Linked DNA regions of Homo sapiens: region 2 is linked to region 1. A link is an interaction called in ENCODE POLR2A ChIA-PET data of the cell type or tissue named here. Cell type or tissue: PC-9. All regions are shown on one strand. Each heading gives the region's core, and the rest is flanking DNA. Links, peaks and the distances in the headings are about the cores only.

Region 1 (5,642 bases), core at 2,066-4,565:
GCTTACTCTTAACACTATTAGCCCTGTCTCAGCTGCTTGAGCCAGCTGCCCCCCAACACAGCTGTGCAGCCGACTCTCCCTTGCCTTCAGGTTAAGCAGCTTAACTCTTTCTCTCTGGGCACGAGCAAGCCCAGCTGTGTCCTGGCTCCCTCCTGTCGGTCTGCAAGATGGACAGCTTTGGCTTTCTCTTTCTCTGGGTGCCAGCACGCCTGCCATGTGTGGCTAGCCATGTGTACTACAATGACTTTCCTAAAAAAACAACTGGCTGGGCATGGTGGCTCATGCCTGTAATCCCAGCACTTTGGGAGGCCAAGGTGGGTGGATCACGAGGTCAGGAGTTCGAAACCAGCCTGGCCAACATGGTGAAACCCCATCTCTACTAAAAATACAAAGATTAGCCAGGTGTGGTGGCACGTGCCTGTAGTCCTAGCTACTTGGGAGGTTGAGGCAGAATAATTGCTTGAACTTGGGAGGCGGAGGTTTCAGTGAGCCAGGACCGTGCCGTTGTACTCCAGCCTAGGCAACAGAGTTAGACTCTGTCTCAAAACAAACAAACAAAAAAAAAGAACTCTGCCGTTTCAATTGTACTCATTTAACCCTTTTAAAAAATGTATTATAATTAGATATGTACCAAGGTTTAGTGTACCCTTGAAAAATACTGGCTTGAGATTTTGGCCCAAATCTGTCCCTATCTGCCAGACTCCTTCTAAATACAGATCTGATAATGTTGTTTCCCTCTTTTATTAATGACCAAAGCCAGCAATTATTGAGAAATAAGTGGCAGTAATTGTACGAAACATTTTACACGCATTCTCTCATTGAAACCCCACAACAATCCTGTGATTATCACTCCTATTTTACAGATGAAGAAACTGAGGCTGGGTGAACTCAGCCCCATGGCAAATAAGTGACAGGGCCTGAATCCAAACCTGGAGAGTCTGTCTCCAAAGCCTGAGCTTAACCTTGAAGCAATCTGCTTCCTTCATGGGCACCAGGTGTGGAATAAATTCCTAACTCCTTGGGAAGGCATTCAAGGCCTTTCCCAGTCTGGTCCCAACTATTTTTTGGAAACTCTCCTCTTCCCTTCCTCCCACCACTGTGCAGTCCACACCACTCAGTTCCCAACACACAGTGTCCCTCTACTCTTCAATACCTTCATTCATGCTCTTCCCTCAGGTCCTGTCTCTTGTTCCACATGCCCTATCAAACTTTTTTTTTCTTTTGAGGCAGGGTCTTGCTCTGTCACTCCGGCTGGAGTGCAGTGGCACAGTCGTGGCTCATTGCAGCCTCAAACCCCTGGCCTCAAGTGATCCTCCCACCTCAGCCTCCCGAGCAGCTGGGGCCACAGGCAAGGGCCACCATGCTGGGCTAATTTTTTTTTTTTTTTTTTTTTTTAAGACGGAGTCTCGCTCTGTCACCTAGGCTGGAGTGCAGTGGCGCGATCTCCGCTCACTGCAAGCTCCGCCTCCTGGGTTCACGCCATTCCCCTGCCTTAGCCTCCCGAGTAACTGGGACCACAGGCGCCCACCACCATGCCCGGCTAATTTTTTGTATTTTTAGTACAGACAGGGTTTCACCATGTTAGCCAGGATGGTCTCGATCTGACCTCGTGATCTGCCCGCCTCAGCCTCCCAAAATGCTGGGATTACAGGCGTGAGGCACCGCGCCCGGCCTAATTTTTTTTTTTTTTTAGGAGACGGGGTCTCACTATGCTGCCCAGGCTGGCCTCAAACTTCTAGCCTCAAGTGATCCTCTCACCTTGGCCTCCCAAAGTGCTGGGATGACAGGCGTGAGCCACTACACCTGGCCACCTGTCAGACTTTCTACACAGCATCTTCAAGGCTCTGTTCAAATGTCACCTCCTGGCAGGGTACAGTGGCTCACGCCTGTCATCCCGGCACTTTGGGAGGCCAAGGTGGGCAGATCACTTGAGGTGAGGAGTCCAAGACCAGCCTGGCCAACATGGTGAAGCCCCATCTCTACTAAAAATACAAAAAATTAGCTGGGCGTGGTGGCAGGTGCCTTTAATCTCAGCTACTTGGGAGGCTGAGGCAGGATAATCACTTGAACCCAGGAGGCGGAGGTTGCAGTGAGCCAAGATCATGCCACTGCCCTCCAGCCTGGGTGACAGAGCGAGACTCTGTCTCAAAAAAAAAAAAAAAAAAAAGAGTATCTATTCTTTGACTCACCAATTCTAATTCTGGGAATTCTAAGGAAATGATAAAGTTATATGTCAATAAAAAAGACAAAAAAGATTCGCTAAAAGAGGTTTATCACAACAGTGGTGAAAATTTAGAAATGACCAAAATGTCCCACAACAAAAGAATAATTATATAGCTCACTGTAGCCTTGAACTCCTGTGCTCAAGGGATTCTCCTGCCTCAGCCTCCTAAGTAGCTGGGACTACAGGTAACTGCTATTTTTATAGGTAAAAAATGGTCAGATATATGGTTCAATCTAATATTTGACTTCATACAACAAAATAATATTATATTCCATAAAACAAAATATGAGGTGGTTATTTTAACTGATGTAAAGATATTTATTGTCAAAATATATTCACCATACATGTAAGAAAGAATGTACAGTATAATCCCAATATTACTTTCATTATTATTTTTATCTTTCGAGGCAGAGTCTCTGTCACCAAGGCCGGAGTGCAGTGGTGTGGCCTCGGCTCACTGAAGCCTCTGCCTCTCAGGTTCAGGTGATTCTCCTGCCTCAGCCTCCCGGGTAGCTGGGATTACAGGCCTGTGCAACCATACCTGGCTAATTCTATTTTTTTTTTTCAAGTTTAGAATTCCTGGTTTATTGGGAAAACTTCATAATGAAAACTTCAATTGCCCTTTTCCATGACTTACAAAATAATAATGTGATATTTAAAATGAATTGTTTTTCATTATGTAAGTGGAAATGGTAAAAAATAGTAATAACCCATTTGATGCATCATATATATGCTATTCAGGGAAACTCAAATCCCTGAATTCTCCTGTGGCATGTTTTACATCAGACATTTTAAATCTGTTTACCAAGAAAGACCAGGATTTTAACTATATGTAGGTTTCTACTTACAGTTGCAATCTATCAGAAGCCTGTCTATATGATTAGAGCCCAGATACATCTGAAGTTTAGAAAAGCAAGCCATTTTTCTCCTTAGGCTGTTTTAGTGGCACTTTTGTGACAGGAAGGGCTCTCCTAATCCTTTAGTACACAACTTAACCAGATCTATCAGTCATGATAAATTAGACTGATATATCTAATCTATCAGTCCATCTTTCAATCCAGTTACTCTGGTTCTGAACCTATAAACACAAAACACTACAGATTTATTAATATAGCATTTTCCAACACCCTAACCCTATACAGAACTTTAAAAGAGAAAATTTCATCTAAATATTTCACACCTAAGAAAGCCTTACTAACCACGGCAACAGGTTTGGACCACAAAACAATACTTTCTTAGATGATATATAGAGTCAACATGAAGCTTAGCAAGAATGAATTATTCAGGGCTGGGCGCGGTGGCTCACGCCTGTAATCCCGGCACTTTGGGAGGCTGAGGTGGGCAGATCACGAGGTCAGGAGATCGAGACCATCATGGCTAACACGGTAAAACCCTGTCTCTACTAAAAATACAAAAAATTAGCCGGGCGTGGTGGTGGACGCCTGTAGTCCCAGCTACTCGGGAGGCTGAGGCGGGAGGATAGCGTGAACCCGAGAGGCAGAGCTTGCAGTGAGCCGAGATCACGCCATCACACTCCAGCCTGGGAGACAGAGTGAGACTCCGTCTCAAAAAAAAAAAAAGAATTATTCAGGATATTAATGAGAAATTCTCACAAACAATATGCATTTAGGAAACTATTTTGCTTCCTTAAATAGTTTGAAGGCTTGAAAAAAAAAGCTTTTTTTTTGGCATTTCTTTTAGAATGTTTGGTCATTGACAATTTTTGTTTGTTTTGAGACAGAGTCTTGCTCTGTTGACCAGGCTGTAGTGCAATGGCACAATCTCGGTTCACTGCAACCTCCACCTCTCTGGTTCAAGCGATTCTCCTGCCTCAGCCTCCCCAGTAGCTGGGACTACAGGCATGTGCCACCAAGCCTGGCTAATTTTTGTATTTTCAGTAGAGACGGCGTTTCACCATGTTTGCCAGGCTGGTCTTGAACTTGTGACCTCAGGTGATTGGCCTGCCTCGGCCTCCCAAAGTGCTGAGATTACAAGCGTGAGCCACCACACCCGGCCAGTCATTGACAATTTTTACCATTACCTTCCTCTTCTCCTTAGCCCTTAACAGACCAAGTCCATTCTATTTGGAAATAACAAGAACTTGATCCAATTATTAAATCTTGGAAACCATCTCATTTTTACCTTATAAAGTGTTAAGTTTCATGTTCATATTCTCTTACAAACATAGCATAAATGTTATGGGTAGATATAAGGAAATATTGGCATAGTATAGGTAATTAGTGAAAAGACACAACTTCACAAAACATAATAAAAGATGAACATGAAACTATAACACTACTTTAAAAATATTTTCTCCCAAATTATTTTAGCATTTTTGACTAGTTTGAGAATATGAACACTGCCAAAAAATAAGTTCGAAGTAGCCTAGAGAAACAGTTTCTTCTTCTGGAGTCCATCTTGGCAGTGGCGATTTTCTCCCACACTCATTCCCAAGTTAGGCGGATGTGTAGAAGTACCTGGGCTTGGTATTGCCCAGGAGGTCATCTTCGCAGCTGGGGAGGCAGCAGCAGAAGAAAGCACAGCCAATGAGGATAATCATGGCTGCCCACCCAAAGCCGCAGGCCCAGTTATAGATGGAAGTGACAGCGGGGCTTGGCATGAAGGTTGAAGGTTGAGTGTACTTCACGGGGTAAATTACCAGGGAGATGATCTGGAACACAGCAGCCAAGGCAAGGAGACCTCCAATCACTCTTAGGAAGACAAGTATCTGGGGTACACACAGGACGAAGAAGGAGAGGATGAAACAGATCACCAGGATGCTGACGCCCCAGAAAAGCATGGCAGCGCTGCTCGACCCCACGCGTACTCCATGAGGCTGTGGCAGCCGTCCTCTTAGGACCCGCTGCCGCCGCCGCCGCCCCTGTGGAAGGAAACATCTCCACCACAGCGAGGACGTCTGGACGCGGTCGCTCGACTGCAGCCAGCCGCGGCCGGCCAGCGCGATGATGTCGAAGGCGATGGCGCTGAGTAGGAGCAGGGTCAGGATCCAGCGGCAGCGCTCGCAGGCCAGGCCGCAGCGGATCATGTCGACCGGCGGTGTGGGGTCGAGAGGAGCCGAGCGGAGCGCGGCGGAGGAGCGCGCGGGCCCGGGCGGCGGCTGGGAGTCGCTAATTCTCGTATTTTTAGTAGAGACGGGGTTTCACCATGTTGGCCAAGCTAATCTCGAAATCCTGGCCTCAAGTGATCCACCCGCCTCGGCCTCCCAAACTGTTGGGACCACAGGCGTGAGCCACCGCGCCTGGCACAGTATTATTCTTTCGTGCTTGTCTTAAAGTTGTACATATGCTTAGAAAAATGTTGGTAGGATAGTAACTCTTCACTGGTGGGATCAGGGATGACTTTTGTTTTCATTTTGCTTGTCTTTTTCTTTAATGAGTATGTATTACTTGTGTAATAG
Region 2 (5,642 bases), core at 1,004-3,503, 170 kb after region 1:
CACACCTGGCTAGTTTTGTTTTGTTTTTTTTTTTTTTTTAGTAGAGATGGGGTTTTACCATGTTGGGCAGGATGGTCTTGATCTCTTGACCTCGTGATCAACCCGCCTTGGCCTCCCAAAGTGCTGGGATTACAGGCATGACCCACTGCTTCTGGCCAGCACCTGGTTCTTTGTAATGACTTTTCATCATTTCCCGTGGCCCCAACTCTGGCTCTCTGGTTTTTACTTGGATTAAGCTATGTTGCCCAGGCTGGCCTCAAATTCCTGGGCTCAAGCAATCCTCCTGCCTTGGCCTCCCAAGTAGCTGGGATTACAGGTGTGTGCCACTGAGAATGGCTCTTGGCTCTCTAGTTTTATTAATATTAGGAATTTTTAGGATTAACTTAAATGATGAGATAAAATTTCAAGAAATTAAATAGTATTTCAAAATCTTTCAAATTTGCTTCTGAACCCCATTGATGTCCATTTTCCAAAGCTAAAATCAGAGTAGATTTTGTGCTCTTTTATTGGAGGGGTCTGGGGGGTTGGATACCGTACGTGATGACTCAGGTGAATGAATGCTGTTGTCCCTGCAGCCCCCTACCCTCGGTGCAGGCTTGTGAAGGTGGGCTTGGACTTGGCCATTGTCTTAGTTCAGGATGCTATAACAAAAATGTCACAGATTGGGTGGTTTAAACAACAGAATCGGCTGGGCACGGTGGCTCACACCTGTAATCTCAGCACTTTGGGAGGCCGAGGTGGGCGGATCACCTGAGGTCAGGAGTTTGAAACCAGCCTGATCAATATGATGAAAACCCGTCTCTACTAAAAATACAAAAATTAGCTGGGTGTGGTGGTGTGCGCCTGTAATCCCAGCTACTCGGGAGGCTGAGATAGGAGAATCACTTGAACCCAGTAGGTGGAGGTTGCAGTGAGTCGAGATTGTGCCACTGCACTCCAGCCTGGACGACAGAATGAGACTCCATCTCAAAAAATAAAATAAAATAAAATAAAATAAAATAAAATAAAATAAAATAAAATAAAATAAAATAAAATAAAAAATAAACAACAGAATTTTTTTTCTGTTGGTTCTGGAGTCTAAAAAGTCCAAGATCAAGGTGCTGGTTGATTCGGTTCCTGGTGATGGCCCTCTTCCTGATTATGACCTCATGTGGCAGAGAGAGATCTCTCACCTGTCTCTTTTTACAAGGGCACTAATCCCATTTATGAAGGCATGACATAATTACCTCCCAGAGACCCTGCCTCCAAACACCATCACACTGGCTTAGGGCTTCAGCATATGAATTTTGGAGGACACAAACATTCAGTCCAGGCCAGGCACGGTGGCTCACGCCTGTAATCCCAGCACTTTGGGAGGCCGAGGTGGGAGGATCGCTTGAGGTCAGGAGTTCAAGACCAACCTGGCCAACATGGTGAAACCTCGAGAATTAAAAATACAAAAACTCAGGCTGGGCACAGTGCCTCACGCATGTAATCCCAGCACTTTGGGAGGCCGAGGCAGGCGGATCACAAGGTCAAGAGATCGAGACCATCCTGGCCAACATGGTGAAACCCTGTCTCTACTAAAAATACAAAAATTAGCCGGGTGTCGTGGTGGGTGCCTATAGTCCCAGCTACTTGGGAGGCTGAGGCGGGAGAATCTCTTGAACCCGGGAGGTGGAGGTTGCAGTGAGCTGAGATCGCGCCACTGCACTCCAGCCTGGCGACAGAGCAAGAGTCCATCTCAAAAAATAAAAATAAATAAAAATAAATAATAAAAACTACCTGGGCATGGTGGTGCACACCTGTAATCTCAGCTACTCAGGAGGCTGAGGCAGGAGAATTGCTTGAACCTGGGAGGTGGAGGTCATAGTGAGCTGAGATCATGCCACTGCACTCCAGACTGGGTGACAAAGTGAGACTCCATCTCAAAAAAAAAAAAAAAAAAGAGAAACAAACAAGCCAAAAAACACTCAGTCCATAGCAGCCACCAAGTGTGAGTTGGGTCTGGCTGTGGGCAGTACAGAACCTGTGTGGTGGAGGGAGGGGACAACGCGAGGGCACCGAGGCAGTGACAATTCAGGAGAATGCTACATTTAGGGATCCTGGGGAGGGGGAAATAGCAGACGAGAAGAGAGGGAGGTGGAGGCCATGGACTGTTAGAAGCTGTTCAGAGTTGCTTGTGTATGGCGTGGGAAGCTCCTGTGGGTATCTGAGCTGTGGAGTAGCTGCTCAGGACTGGGCTTTGGGAGGACAGTGCTGGAAGCAGCAGGTAGGGCAGATTGGGTGGGGGAGGGGGCACAGACAGCTGGCAGGGAAATAAGTTTGGAGATGACCATAAATAGCTCTGCTGTCAACGCCTCTCCCACAACTCTCTCCTCCTCCTATTCTCTGATTTCTAATAATGGCTGTGCCATTCTTCCAGCCCCAGGGATGGAAGTCTGAGTCACTCTGACTCCTCCCCCGGCCATGCCCCATGTCAAACCAGCTACAATTCCTGCTGATTCTATCTCCTCTATACCATCTCTGGAGTCCTGCCTCTCTTGGGGGTTCCGCCAGCACCCTGTGTCAGGCCTGTCCCTAGCTCAGGAACTCTTGTCTCCCTTCCCCAGGCTCTATCCCAATACCCTCTCACCACTGTTGCCAAATGTTACTGTCTGCCTATTGCACACCACAAAACGAATGCCCTGGAATGTTGGCTGGATGAAATGTGAGTCCCCGCGGGATTCACTCCTGTAATGCCAGCACTTTGGGAGGCCAAGGTGGGAGGATCACTTGAGCCCAGGAGTTCCAGAACAGCCTGGGAAACATGCTGAAACCCTGTCTCTACAAAAAATGCAAAAATTAGCCAGGCATGCACCTGTAGTCCCAGCTACTCGGGAAGCTGAGGAGGGAGGATTGCTTGGGCCTGGGAGGTCGAGGCTGCGGTGAGCTGAGATTGCACCACTGCACCACTGCACCACTGCACTCCAACCTGGGCAAAGAGTGAGACCCTGTCTCGAAAGAAAGAAAGAAAAAGACTGGTGCGGTGGCTTGTGCCTGTAATTCCAGCTACTTGGGAGACTGAAGCAAGAGAATCACTTGAACCTCGGAGGCAGAGGTTGCCCTGAGCTGAGATCACACTGCTGCACTCCAGCCTGGGCAACAGAGCAAGACTCCATCTCAAAAATAAAATAAAATAAAATAAAATAAAATAAAATAAAATAAAAGAGCCTGGGCGTGGTGGCTCATGCCTGTAATCCTAGCACTTTGGGAGGCCGAGGTGGGCTGATCACCTGAAGTCAGGAGTTCAAGACCAGCCTGGCCAACATGGTGAAACCCCCATCTCTACTCAAAATACAAAAATTAGCTGGGCATGGTGGTGCGTACCTGTAATCCCAGCTACTTGAGAGGCTGAGACAGGAGAATTGCTTGAACCTCGGAGGCAGAGGTTGCAGTGAGCCGAGTCCCACCATTGCATACCAGCCTGGGCAACAGAGCAAGACTCTGTCTCCAAAGAAAAAAGAAAAAGAAATGTGAGTCCCTGACTGCTCCCAGCTGTCCTGTCCGGCCTCCCCCCAGACCTCAGAGCTCTTTGAAGAGGCAGCTAGATGGACGCTCCTCCCCCAGGCTCTCCAGGGGCCCCTGCATCCGAGGTGCTTTTCTCCTTGCCAGATGTTTCAAGCGTCATCTACACTCCTCTTGGGACACTTTCTTTCTTTTTTTTTTTTAAAATAGAGATTAAGGTCTCACTCTGCTGACCAAGCTGGTCTCAAACTCCTGAGCTCAAGGAGTTTGCCTTGACCTCCCAAAGTGCTGGGATTACAGGTGTGAGCCACCACGCCCAGCAGACATTTTTCTCTTGTGCCTGGGTTTATGGTGATTGTATACATGTGTGTCTGGCTCCCAGAGGGTGGGGACGGAGTGATACAAATTTTTGTGCCTCCACAGGGAACTTGCACGTGACCTAAATTCAATGACAAATTGGGGTTTGATTGAAAATGTGGAGGGGTGGAAATTTTCAATTCCACTGACCCCAGATGGGAGGATCTGAGCCCCTTTCCTTTAAACACCATCTTTCTCTGCAGCAGCTTTCAGGGCCAATAGTTACCATCACCAGGAATTCCAGACCAGCACAATAAATAGGGGCTGTGGTTTCTCCCTCTTTCTCCTTCAAAAAGTAACAGAAAAAAAATTAGCCGGGCATGGTTGCATGTTCTTGTTGTCCAAGCTACTGAGGAGGCTAAGGTGGGAGGATCACTTGAGCCCGGGAGGTCGAGGCTTCAGGGAGCCATGATCATACCATTGCACTCCAGCCTGGGCAACAGAGTGAGACCCTGTCTCGGAAAAAACAAAAAAACAGTAATGGAATATGGGCCAGGTATGTTGATTTGAACTGGAGTTTTACTGCTTCCCAGCAGTGTGACATTGAGCAAGTGTGGTAACCTCTACGAGCCAAATGGAGCTGGCATCAGCTGCCTCACCAAACAGGATTTACGGGAAAGGCTGGCGTGGAGCTGGGGCCCTGGGAGGCAGGTAGTTAGAATCCGTTTAAAGATTTTGCCTCAATTGCCTCCAGCTGCTGCTGTGCTTACAAGGCACACAAGTGCTCCCCCTCTGATCCCTCAGCAGGCAAAGACCAGACTCTGGAACACACCTACAGTGCTGCCTCTGGCCAGGCCTCTGAGATATGAGTCCAACATGCAGAGAAAGGGGCAAGTCCTTGGTGGGGGGAGGGGGACAGCAATTTCATTACCGCCATTTCAGAGGTGGCAGTATGGGTGGCTGACATACGTAAGTCTGATTGTTTGGACCAGAAGGATCTTCAGGGGTCCAGTCTTCCAGTTTACAGGTGTGGACATTGAGATCCAGGCACCTGATAATACCAGGTTGGCAGGAAAGTCAAATGCCAGAGGCTTCCATGGTCTCTACTTGTGTTTGGAGCAACAGAATTCTGAACAGAGTCAAAGGGATAAGGGGTCTTTCTGGCACAAGCTGGCCCAAGACCAGGCCTTTGACAGAGGCCTCAGACTCTGGGGGGCCCAAAAGCAGCCCTCCCTTGGGCTCAGCCTTCTGGATCCCATGGCCAGAGTAGTAGTTCTGCCGGCTAGGACTTGGTGAGGGGAGCTTTGAAGTCACTAGTTGAAGGTCACCTTCCTGGTCCAGCTCCACCTGGCAATGTTGACTGTGAGGTAGTGGAGGGGAGGGCTGAGAACACAGAAGAGAAAGGTTGCTCCTATTTGGAGTGAATTAGCGTGACTGGGAAAGCAGAGAAGGGAAAGAGGTCAGGTTTTTCCAAATAAAACCCAGCCCTCAGCTGGTGTCTTAGTTTAAGAAAACAGATGAAGAGAGAAACTTTGTTTGTGGCAGAATCAATTACAACTGTCTTTTGTGGCCAGGTGCAGTGGCTCACACCTGTAATCCCAGTGCTTTGCGAGGCCGAGGCGGGAGGATCATTTAAGCTTAGGAGCTGGAGACCAGCCTGGGCAACATAGTGAGATCCCCCCATCTCTATTTTTAATTAAAACAAACAAACAAACCCATCTTTTATATGCAAACAGGCAAAAATGGAACTGTTTCTACTGTGGCTGTTTGACTACTCTAGGGTCTCAGAAAACAACACCCCAAAATGCAGGCCTCAGGAGCAGCTCTCTCTGACCCTCTCCCTCCCTCCTGTCTTTGGC

What was found. ChIA-PET counts read pairs that join two places held together with the same protein. Peaks named below come from ENCODE experiments on the same cell type or tissue, not always from the same donor. Only the 100,000 strongest peaks of a DNase experiment are listed, where the experiment ranks them.
Region 2: POLR2A ChIA-PET joins it to region 1 with 17 read pairs; 6 of 35 experiments call an interaction of 5 or more read pairs at or near these places.

What each region holds. Positions count from the first base shown.
Region 1 is chr15:90,274,757-90,280,398 of GRCh38, reverse strand. It overlaps the pseudogene PERPP2. Among named protein-coding and RNA genes, the nearest start is that of NGRN, 12 kb to the right of the region's middle. RefSeq lists an enhancer at 4,631-5,184. In PC-9, for the core only: no CTCF peak of the experiment used is centred there; no DNase peak of the experiment used is centred there.
Region 2 is chr15:90,103,621-90,109,262 of GRCh38, reverse strand. All of the region lies in intron 2 of IDH2-DT (IDH2 divergent transcript), which reads right to left. Among named protein-coding and RNA genes, the nearest start is that of IDH2, 4.0 kb to the right of the region's middle. In PC-9, for the core only: no CTCF peak of the experiment used is centred there; a DNase peak (open chromatin) is centred at 2,392; H3K27ac peaks cover 394 bases.